Regions from separate parts of the Homo sapiens genome. Here region 1 is linked to region 2. A link is an interaction called in ENCODE POLR2A ChIA-PET data of the cell type or tissue named here. Cell type or tissue: GM12878. All regions are shown on one strand. Links, peaks and the distances in the headings refer to the core of each region. The heading gives the core; the rest is flanking DNA.

Region 1 (6,240 bases), core at 518-5,517, 130 kb before region 2:
CACGTGGAACTTTTAGAGGGTTTACGTGAAAGCAAACAAACACACTAGACTCGCTGGTGTCTCAATGAGGATTTTGAAATACAAACTCAGATTATATCACCTCTTTTTTATATAGACCATGAGTCAGTTTGAGGAGCAGTGCAAATAGATTTATTTTGACCTGAGAAAGGACTTTTAAATAATATTTGGTATAAAATATTCATTAGAATCAGAAAAATCATGCTCTAAAATCTAGATATTAAGTGATATATTATCAGATGAATGCTAAATCTATCTAAAAATCATTTATAAAGATCAGACATTAGAGGCAGTCAGTTTAAAACACTATATTTCTAGATTCTAAAAATTAGAATACAAGTTACAAACACCTCATATCCTCTCTTGTGGAACAATTCTATATATGATTCAACAACATATGCCAAATGATTGACCCTTTAGCTGCCTGTGTTCACCTGTGCCATTCCCACCATGTCTTCTCATGAAAAGGGTATACTCTGAGTTGAGAAATAAACCAGGTAAGCTGATTATAAATCGGTATTTCATAACAAAAGAGTAAACGTCCTTCAAAACCACAAATACAAAATTCCAAACCTCCGCTACACCACTTACTAGCTTTGTATCTACTTTTTAAGGTAGTGTAAGTGTCTTCTATAAAATACTTGACATATAGGGAGTGTGTGTTCAATGGAGGCAATGATTTTTCTTTGGGGGTTTTCTTGCTTCCCACAATTTATTCTCAAAGCCCTTTGGTACCTGCTTCTGGCACCAGATCTGAAAGGTGAATAGGTTAGTTAAAATTCTCTGACACTTTGGACTGTTTTAATAAGAACTCTTTCTACACAAAATTCTCAGTACTACTAAAGAAAATGACAGAAATGAATTATTTTGATAAGCCATTGCTAGTACCCTATGATTCTCTACTATACCTGCATAAAATAACAAATTTTGGAGTTTGAAACACAATCACATTCACAACCATTGGGATAAATTTTAATTTAAAATAATAATAATGTTGACAAGGATGAGGAAAAATTGGAACCCTGTGGATTGCTGGTGAGAATATAAAAGCATGCAGTTGCTGTCGAGAACAATATGGTTGTTTCCCAAATAAATACGATTACCATATGATCCAGCAATTCCATTTCCAGGTATATAACCAAGAGAACTGAAAGCAGAGACCCAAACATATTTAGACACACACATTCATAGAAGCACTATTCACAATAGCCAAAAGGTGGATGTAACATAAGTGTCTATGGATAGATGAACAGAGAAACAAAATGTGGGATATACATACAATAAAATATTACTCAGCCTTAAAAACTGGGAAATTCTGACACATGCTACAACATGGCTGAGCCTTGAAGACATTACACTAAGTGAAATAAGTGAACCACAAAAGGACAAAGATTGTATGATTCCACTTATAGGAGATGTCTGGAAAAGTCAAATTCAAAGAAACAGAAAGCACAATTGGGGTTGCCAAGTGCTGAGGGGAAGAGAGAAAGGAGAGTTATTGTCTAATGCATGTATAGCTTCAGTTCATACCCAATAAACTGAAGATAGTCATTAATGGGAAGATGAAAAGAGTCCTGGAGATGGATAATAACAATGATTGCAAAACGATATGAATGTACCTAATGCCCCTGAACTATATTCCTAAAAATGGTTAAAATGGTAAATTTTATCTTATATATATTTTACTGTAATTTTTTAAAAAGTAAAATAATAAACAAAAAGCCTAAGCACACACACCAAAGTGCCCAGATTAATTAAATCAAAACATTCAGGGATCAAGAGATCAATTGAATCAAAACATTCAGGGATCAAGCCTAGACAACTATACTTTTTAAATGAGTGTGAAGTAATTCTCCTGCACAGCAAGGACTGAGAATCACTTCTCTAGCCAGCAGAGGCCTCCTGGTAAAAGTATGACTTTCTATGTATGTCCAGAGTTTTTTCAATCTTAATAATTCTTCTTGTTGTGTTAGATTAACAAGGCTTCAGATTATAATATTGTTTCTTTCTTTGTTTTTTCCAAGACAAACTGTATCCAGCTTTATTAAAGATACTTTCCATAAACAATCGTGCTATTTCAGGAAGGACATGGGCAGACAATCATTAGCAGTATACAACAACTTTCAAACTCCCTTCTTCAATGGACTAGCAAAACACAGAAAACCACTGTAAAACCCAATGAAGTCTTCATCTGATGCTCTGAACAGGGAAAGTTTAGAGTGAGGGTTGACATTTCACACTTAGCATGTTGTTTAACAACTTTTCACAAGCCGACCCTGACTTTGACCTGACCCCCAATCATTGGTTATCAGGGTGTCAGGCAATCTGGACTTTGCAGTGATGCCACTGAGGTGGCGCCTGTCAAAAGAGCAGTGGTTCCATTTCTAGATTGTGTGTCTTCAGTTAAATTCTGCCATTGTCATTTCACTTCCTGAAAGTCAGGGTCGGCTTGTGAAGAATATTGTTTCTTAAATCACTGAACACCTTCTAAATTAATTTGATTAACTTCCTGCTCTATATATTTGATTACAATTTAATAACATATAAGGAAACGGAAAATAGATATAATTTGCCTTCTTGCACACCTATGTAGGCTAATGTGATATGAAGTAAATCAAGCATTATATAGTAATCTTGATTTTACCTTATGAATTAAAAACACAGACCTTTACACAGTATTTATTATTTTATGGAACATGTACCTTCATTTGGTATAGAACAAAACAATCAAAGATTTTTGGTGCTATATTTTATGGGCTATGGTGTAAAACAAATAAAACACCATCATTGTATAAAGAAGTAAGAATTGGATAATGAAATAAATTTCTCATTTAGAAGCCCTATGTAGTTCTTAGGTAATAAATCTGACATAGAATAAATGAGCATTTACTGTTGGTTTCTAGCTTGAATATAATTTCTTAGCAGGTTTTCCTCAGGGATACAAAGGACTTCTATGATCTAAGGTAGCCAATATGGATGATACAACCAATGTAGGATATATACATTGATAAGATTATTAGAAGTTGAATGTCTAAACAGGGAACTTGTCCAAAAATATTCAAAACTCCTAAATCAATTCATGTGAATTAATCAAATAAAGGCTCAGAATTTACATTTCTAAATGACTGAAATCACTTTCAGAAAATACTGTAATCATGTAATCATCCTTGCATGTTCCCTCCACTGAATTTCAATACTGGGAACACCAATTTTTCCACTAGAAAAATGCCAAAAGTCCCTAAGCTCTTAAACAAAGCAGCATTATGATACCACCATGCCCCTATTGTGAAGCATGGATCAGACCTTTCTATTGTTTCAGAATACTGTCAATAAATGTCATCTGAAAGCATAAAAAATAAATGATACTCATGTAAATAAGTAAAAATTAAAGGCATCTGGGAGACAGCCAATATTGATATTGTCTAATCTACATAAACTATTCCTTAAGAAGTGTAATAATAGTGCATTTTAAGAAGAGGAAGCTAAGTTAGGAGTGCATTTCCTCAAACACTAGTCTTTTTCAGTTTCGGAAATAATTACACCCATAATACTATGAACAGCTCTGTTCACTGAAGGGAATAAAAGCTCCAGATGAAATCTTAACAGCTTTTCCTTTGTAGCCAAATACTGATTGCAAAAGGACATATCAGGCTGTGAATGTTATTATATGTGAGACGTTTTGCAAATGGATGGAAAAAATGATGGGAGTCAGATAAAGCTCTAAGAAATGATCCTGAAGCAATAAATACAATGGATAAGTATATGGCTAAACACATGACTGCCCTTCCAAAGAGCTGGTTTTTGTTTTTTTTTCTCAAAACTGCCCCTCCCCAGACCCTCTAATTCTTGCCAGAATGCTTCCTCTAGTTATAAGTTTAGCTGCCGTGTATCTGTCTCTCATGGCTAGATTATCTGAGCTGCTTGAGTTTAGAAATGGTTTCCTCACATACCTCCTCTTTGGGAACTTTCATTGAATTATCTGCAATCTTGGCCACACGCTGTGGCTCACACAAGTAATCCCAGCACTTTGGGAGGCCGAGGGGCAGATCACTTGAGTTCAAGAGTTCGAGACCACCCTGGCCAACATGGTGAAACACTGTCTCTACTAAAAATACTAAAATTAGCCAGGTGTGGTGGAGGGTACCTGTAATCCCAGCTACTCAGGAGGCTGAGGCAGGAGAATTGCTTGAACCCAGGAGGTAGAGGTTGCAATGAGCCGAGATCAGGCCACTGCACTCCAGCCTGGGCGACAGAGTGAGACTCCATCTCAAAAATAAATAAATAAATAAACAAATAAATAAAAAAAAGAGAATTAACTGCAATCTAATGAACCAGTAGATGTTAGGCTGCCCTTCCTGAGAGGCTCTGATTTAAGAAGAAAGCACACAATGAAACCACTGAGAAAAGACAGAAGGATGCTGATCTAAGCCACAGCTACACTTCTTGCCCCTAATTCAACATCCCCAAAAACGTGGAGGAGCAGGAGAAACACATCAAAAAATGAAACGGGTTCGTTCTTATATCTCTGGATCTCTGTATATTGATCTTCTTCATTTTTAATTTATTCATAATAATTTACTGCCATGGTAGAGAACAAGTAGGGACGCTCCAAGTTCCTTTGGATAGCAAAGTTAGGAAAACCTAGAAAGCATATTTTCCTTCTAAATCTTTCACCTTAGGACACCTAGAGATTTATGATATTTATCGTGTGCTGGAGAAAATAACACTTAAATAAAAGGTGATCCTTGTAGATAGGGTACCTCAGTTCAAGCAGATTCTCTGAGCAACTGTCAAGATTCACTGCTAGGAACTTTACTGATGTATCCGTTACACACCAATATCAATTTATGACCACAAACAAGGCAGATTTAACACAGTGAATGGAAAGATGTGAATATTTATTTTTGAAAGCTACAGCATATTCATCTAAAGCATTGATTAATTGTTTAAAATCTTTATCATGCTACCACCTAGGTTCACACATGCATTTTCCCTTCAGTTTATTTATCATAGTAAATGTAGCAAACCATATACATTTTATGCCTTATTCAAGATGTATGTCCTCATCAAAACAATTTTTCAGGTAATTTCTGTCATGTCAACTCATGATTAACTGCACTAATGAAGAGAAGTAATATCACAGAAAAATCAGTGTGGAGATGCCCAGACCAATATATTGTTGGTATTGGCATGCTTTAGCTCATTTTGCAGCAGATTACCATCATCAAAATAGTTTTTACTTAAGCTCATTTGAAAACATTTTATTTCCCCAAAACTCTTACTGTTTTAGTGGTAAAACATAAAGAAACTGGAAAAATGATTGATTAAAAGAAACTTAAATGAGATGAAAAATATGTCATAGTTAAACCAAAAGGTAGATCAGGTGTACACGAACAATTAGTTGATTTTATCTAGAAGCAAATTTGCAAGTGTAAATGTGTCTGTCCAAGTGAAAATATGTAATCGATATGTTTATGTATGTATGTATGTATTGGTATGCATATATAGAAAGGAGTTTTGTGCTGAGAATTTACACCATTCATATTATAAAATATTGATTAACATTTTCATTGGTGATACCTTAATTTCTGCATGCTTTATGGTGCATTCTATGGAAATTGAAGTAAAAGATAACTTTAAATGGATATATTAATAGTTAAAACAATATAAATATCAGTATAAAAATATAATGACAATGTAAGTTTTTCTTCACTTTTTTTAGAAAACATGCAAACCTCTTATAAATGAAAAAGGGGAAAATCAACTTATAGTGATCTAATATGGATGTCCATAATTCAGTGAAAAATATGGTAAATTAAAAACTAAAAATGCTCACAAAAAGTCTTTTAAATGATTTTAAGTTCAATACATTAATAAGCTTTTGAAAATAATACTAGAGAGGGGAGCCAAGATGGCCAAATAGGAACAGCTCCGGTCTACAGCTCCCAGCGTGAGCAACGCAGAAGATGGGTGATTTCTGCATTTCCATCTGAGGTACTGGGTTCATCTCACTAGGGAGTGCCAGACAGTGGGCGCAGGACAGTGGGTGCAGCACACCGTGCGCGAGCCAAAGCAGGGTGAGGCATTGCCTCACATGGGAAGCCCAAGGGGTCAGGGAGTTCCCTTTCCTAGTCAAAGAAAGGGGTGACAGACAGCACCTGGAAAATCGGGTCACTCTCACCTGAATACTGCGCTTTTCCAACGGGCTTAAAATACGGTGCA
Region 2 (6,240 bases), core at 387-5,386:
GCGCGTGCACACGCACACAAACACACATACACACAGGCATGCACACAAACTCTTCTCATGAGAAACTAATCTTTTTTTTTTCTTTTGTAATATACATTCTCAAAGGAGTCCTTGAAGTTTTACGCCCCACTGATCCAGGACAAATCTAATGAAAGTCAGATTTTTGTTAATTATGATTTGGTTTCCTTCTTCTGTAGTAGGATACAGCTGCCACGTGCTATGTTAGACAAGCTATTTTACCTACTACCTGCAGAATTATCGGGGATGCTCAAAATGATGTAGTAACCGCATACTTATGGGGACCTCATGGGAAAACATGAGTGACTTATAGAACTTCTGATGCCACTAAAGGAAATTCTCTATAATTATAAAAGGGAGTTGTTTTTAGAACTGCTAAATTGCCATTTCCCATAATTGAGGTTGTATCCCAGTGGTAGAATCAATGATACTACTTCTTATTAAACCAATAAGTCATGGTCCCTCTGCAATACAGCACATTCCCAATTATGGTGTCCTTTAAAAGAATCACCTTTGTCAAATCAAAGTTACGACTAAAATAATCCTTAGATACTTTTTGTTTCTGAGAATATAGTCATTGCTCTAAAATTTTAGGATTTGCTTTAAAGGCACAAAACAATGATTATGGATTTTTTGTTTCCTTCAAAATTTAAACGTTGAAAGCCTAAGCCCCAGTACTTCAGAGTGTGACCTTATTTGAAGCCAGGATCTTTACAGATGTAATCAAGTTAAAGTGAATTCATTAGAGTGGGCCTATATACAATATGACTGGCGTCCTTATAATACGGGGAAACTTGAACACAGAAACATGCACAGAGGTGGAGATGCTGTGGAGGCTTGGGAAAGACAGGCATCTATGAGCTAAACAGAGGCCCGGAACAGATCCTTCCCTCAGAGTCCTTAGGAAATACCAGCCCTGTTCACACCTTGATCTTGGACTTCTAACTTTCAGAACTGTGAGAAAATAGATTTATGCTATTTATGCCACTCTGGTACTGTGTTATTTCAGCCCCAGCAAACTAATACAATACTATCAATAATAATAAAAAATCTGTTTAGTGTATTGTATTAATTTCCTATTGCTGCTGTAACAACTTACCACACACAATGATTTAACCCATGCAAATTAATATCATCTATTTCCAGAAGTCAGAAGTCTCACTGGACTAAAATCAAGGTGTAATCAGGGCTGCATTCCTTCTGGAGGTGCTATAGAATGCTATCCTTGCTTTTTTTAGTTTCTAGAGGTTGTCTGCATTCCTTGGTTCATGGCCCAGTCATTCTGACCTTTACTTCTGTGACTTAATCTCTTTATCTGACTCTGACCCTCCTGCCTCCCTTTTATCATGACCCTTGTGATTACATTGGGCCACAAGAAAATTCAGGATAATCTTCCAGTCTCAAATACTTAATCACATCTGCCAAATCCCTTTTGCTATGTAAAGTAATATATGCAGATTACAGGGATCAGGGCATGACCATCTTTGGGGAACCATTTTTCTACCTATCACAGATATATTGAGTGATTAGCACACGGAAGCAACCAGCTAAGCACGTTACCTTAAGTTCTCACCAACTACTTCATCTTCATCTTCCCAACCACTTTATAATGTACATTCTATTAGCATGCCCATTTTTACCTGAGAATTTCAAATTGTATGTTTTTCTAATGAATTGCTCTAGTCTAAATCTTCCTAAATTATATAATTAAATGCCATTTTTTTTGTTGTCAATGTATCTTCACAGTATGTATATTAAACTAATTTTTTGCATAAAGACAAGTGCTTCCATCTCTTTCAGTTCTTGGGTATCAATTCGCTATATCCCATTCAGTCTAGTCTACTAAACACGGAGCAGCAGCACCTAGATAATGAGTGTGATATAAAGAAAGGGATTGGAACTGGACAGGGTAGAAATAAGACTGTTCATAACATGGCAGGGAAATCCTCAGCATTTGCAAGCATGTAGTAAGAACTGCTCCATATGGAGACAAGGCCAAGTGGTTCACGGGGGCAGAGAGAGACCTGTCAAACGTTGCAAACATAGCTACTCAGCACAAAAGCACAGCATGAGATCACAGCAGTACTAAGTGCAAGGACTATGTTTGTTCAACTCTATGTCCACAGCGTTGTTGATTGCTGAGCAAATCAGTTGATGAAGATGACAGACAGGGCTATTTTTTCAAGATAGCCCCAATTTTATCATTAACAAGGCAGTATTCCACTAACCTCTACCAAATAGGTGAAAAGTGTGTGCCAAGTTCAAGAAACTAGAAGGGCAATTATTTGACGAGGAACTAGTTATCATGGGCTCTTCCTGACATGAGCAGACAACTGAGTTATTGATCCGTGGCCTGAGTAACCTGAGAGCAGGGGTATGGTAGAGGATGGCAATTCTTCAGGAGAAGAACCCAGAAGAGCACAGATCAAAAGGCCCAGGAAGAAGGGACAGAGGGACAACTAACAGCACTTTTTTTTTTCCAGTCAGTTACGTTCTGAGCACTTTCCACACACTAATTAATTTTATCATCATGAAAACCTTATAAGGAAGATGCCACTATTATCATCACCACTGACATGCCTTCCAAGCAAGGACCACAAAGGGAACGCCTATAGTTCCATGAGTTGGATTTAATACTTGTGGCAGTGAGGGATGTACGTGGAGAATCATGGGGCACCTCAGAGAGTGATTGGAAGGACTTATTATGGGATTCAGGCTTAGGCAAGATGATTTTGGAAGAGAGCTCCAGAAGGCAGACTGGACTGGGTACTGTGAAGGGACAGGAATAAGTCTATGATTAGGTATATTAATAAATGTTTTCTAAATGGAGGGCAGACTATAATAAAGCTAACAAAGCAGCAATCACTCATATCAGCAGACATTTTGTGGTTTTTACACTGACCTTTTTCTTTTATCTGCACTTAGTCAACATTGTCAACTTGCCTGTCTTTATCTTTACACAGGTCCAGAATCATCTTGTCTGATGTTGATGTTCTGTGAGATTTCTTTATGTCTCATAGGAGAACACCAAGGCTTTGCTGTGATTGTCAGTCCAGCTCCTACCAATACTAAGACCTAGCTGTAAGATTTCAAGTTCTTTTTCCAAATATCAGGGCTGCTTTCCTCTTTTTCTGTCTCTGAATTATCTATAGAGAAGCAGAGGCTCAGGAAGTTTCAATAACTCACCAAAGGTCACTCAGCTATGTGCAAAGCAGGAACTGAACCCAGGTAATTGAGTTCCAGATTCTAAGTCTTTGGCCATTGTGCTGTATTATCAGCAGCCAGCAGCAGCTGTAGTGACAAACATAATGCCACATTTCCCAGCCCAGAGCTCACCACAAAGATCTTCTAAGAGGTATGATGCTGTGAATGCTTTCACAGGATTCAATTTCTGTGACTGTAAACTTCTATTTTTAAAACTACTCTGCCTGAACGAGTGCCAATGGTGAGGGTTTCACTTCTCAACATTTACATTCAACCCTTTGCCATTGTTTAAATAATTTAACATTCTTCCATATAAATAACAATTTTCACTTAGGCAGACTCTTACTATACATTGAGCATTACCCCAAGATGAAAAAGCCTCCTAAGTGAAAATCACTAAGGCAATTTAAAATACTGTTGTCCATGAAATTACCTTTAATCAAGTCACCAAACTTCCCCATTTGTCTCACTGAAAGTTCCAATTTCACCTCCTTCCTAACATTTTATGTTAACAATTGGAATACGTTTGTAATATATGCTCTTTGTTTGACCAACATATATTAATTGTTACATAACTTAATCCTATAGACATTTTTAACATTTAGAGACTCATGATGTGAGAAAAAATTTCAATAACTTTTTAGTTTTATTCAAAGAGATATGATAATAACATACTGAGCAAAAGATTTTCAAAAATTCATTGTGTAATTTAGGGAATTCGTACAATTTAAGAAAGGGGATAAAAACCATGATTTCATAAAAATAAAAGATGATGTAAATACAAAATACATACATAATTAAAATAAAATACATGGTATTATAAAATGGTATATTTTTATATCCTGTTAGGTGCTTAAAGAGAATTGTTTAATTGGTTTTAAAATGACAATTTTTATAAGATGTTTGAAATTATGTCATATCAAATTAAATTTGATGAAAAACTTTCAATGTCAATTTAAAAATTTTGCAAGCAGTTATTTCTTTTCCAGAATTATTTTTGGGATTTCCTGAGTAAACTTTTGTAAAGATGACTGACTTGTAACACTGCTATTTGCACGAAACAGTTTATTTTTATCAGAGTCCTGGAAGAGTCTGCCAAATGGAACTCAAGGTGGCTAGGGTAAGATTTACACTGGATATAGGCCCTGATTAGATATTATGTTTCATTCCATTGTTACAAAACTGCATTTTCCTTAGTTTCTTCCTTATTGGCCAACGTAGAAACTTTCTAGGATGAAAGTCTCCATTTTTATGCGTCTATGCTAGCCACAGCCAATGAGCCAGACTCTCTGCTGCAGAGCCTGTGTCCCGCTCAAAGTCTTTAAAACAAAACAAAAAATACCATAGACAATGCTTACAAATGTCCCAGGGCAGGCACATGCACATAAATCTACTTATTAATCTACTTCCCATTCTTTCCCTGAGCAGTTTTGGTTCCACAAAACTCTTTGAGTTGCTAACATAATTTCCCACAGGAAATATATTTTATAATCAAGTAACTTTTATTCATTCATAGATGTTCTATTTTCTTTATCTAATTTATTATGTATGGGTTTCTTACAATCTTAATATAAAAATTTAATGAACAGCCATGACAATCTATATTGATTTTTACCTGCTATACTTTAACCTTCTAAAGAAGTAGACTTTGCACATTTTGTTTTATGCATGTCAGAATGATACCGCATTATATTAATAAAGATCTTTTCATTCACGGTATGTAAGAGGCAGGGGTCTCAGCTATGTCAGAACTGAATTTTAGGCATGTCTCTTAGGAGAACTAAGAAGAAATCTTTCACCTTACACTTAAAATTTGTGTCTATTGATGGACTTGGAGGCTTGTGAGTTTTCTAGAATAAAACTCAAAATATAATGGTGAGAATTAAGTAACTCACAGAATGGCAAATATGCCAGGATTAGTACAGGATGGACAGAGGAGCAAGGTTAATGCCCCAAAGAAGTTATACTGCAAGAAGGGAATGTGGCTTTCCAGGGAGGGACTCCATTTCAGTGAAAGGGGTGTAGTTTACAAGCTGGACTCAATGACAGAGCCTGAGGGTCTGAGAGAAGTAGTACTTTTAAGTAAAATTGGGCACTGTTGTTTCAAATGAACTCAGCCTTCCTTGGGAGCACCTTGATAGAGAAGAGCCAAGTAAAATACGGAAAAACAGTAACCACTCAGGGTCTTAAAAAAACCCTGCTCTGGAATGCTTCTGACATAGACATCAGAGGAGGAGGACATATGCCAAGGAGACTGTGAGGTAGAATTGAGGATGATTCCACTCATACAAAGTTGTACTTAGCAGCAGGAACACCTGAACATTGAGGAATGCCCCCAAAAGCAGCGGCTGTCATGGTCAGGACAGAACAGGGACATCACCATGTGAGCAGCAGCCTGAGAGTGAGTGTTAAGCCACAATCACGAGCTCAAGTTTCATTACCCGTGAGGAGAAAGGATAAAATTAAGAGAACCTTGAAAGAGAGGTTACGTTTCTATAAATATGTAAATAGGTTCTAATAAGCAAGAAATACTGAGGTCTATAAGGTGGTCTCATTTTTATGCACACAATGATGAATCACAGTGATATTGCAGCATTTATATTTTAGAATCAATAACCTGGTTGGTGGTTCATTCTGTGCCTGGCCTATTTATATTTTATAGCCACCAGAAAAATAGCTAAGATTATGACTATGAGTCCAATAATCCAGGTACTTAAGAAAGGCTAGATTTAAATCAGGAAGACATGGCCAAACATTTTTAGAATAAGAACGTCCATGTAAGAGAAAATATTTTGTTTTTAAAAGCATATGTTACAGACAAATTTTCAGCCCGATGAGGTGATAATAAGTAGATATGGAACCATTACATAAAATTTAAAAATATAGAAGTCATTTACATTAAAATTAAAATTATTTGGGTGTTATTTAAATGTTTACATTAATTTGGACTATATTGAATAGGACCAATCCATGGCACTGATTCATAATTATTAATTAAAGAGGACCTCAGCTAGATCC

Evidence for each region. ChIA-PET counts read pairs that join two places held together with the same protein. Peaks named below come from ENCODE experiments on the same cell type or tissue, not always from the same donor. Only the 100,000 strongest peaks of a DNase experiment are listed, where the experiment ranks them.
Region 1: POLR2A ChIA-PET joins it to region 2 with 5 read pairs; 2 of 35 experiments call an interaction of 5 or more read pairs at or near these places.

Annotation. Positions count from the first base shown.
Region 1 is chr4:167,049,398-167,055,637 of GRCh38, forward strand. All of the region lies in intron 3 of SPOCK3 (SPARC (osteonectin), cwcv and kazal like domains proteoglycan 3), which reads right to left. Among named protein-coding and RNA genes, the nearest start is that of SPOCK3, 180 kb to the right of the region's middle. In GM12878, for the core only: no CTCF peak of the experiment used is centred there; a DNase peak (open chromatin) is centred at 3,572.
Region 2 is chr4:167,174,807-167,181,046 of GRCh38, forward strand. The region is part of intron 2 of SPOCK3 (SPARC (osteonectin), cwcv and kazal like domains proteoglycan 3); the gene reads right to left. Among named protein-coding and RNA genes, the nearest start is that of SPOCK3, 57 kb to the right of the region's middle. In GM12878, for the core only: no CTCF peak of the experiment used is centred there; a DNase peak (open chromatin) is centred at 3,305.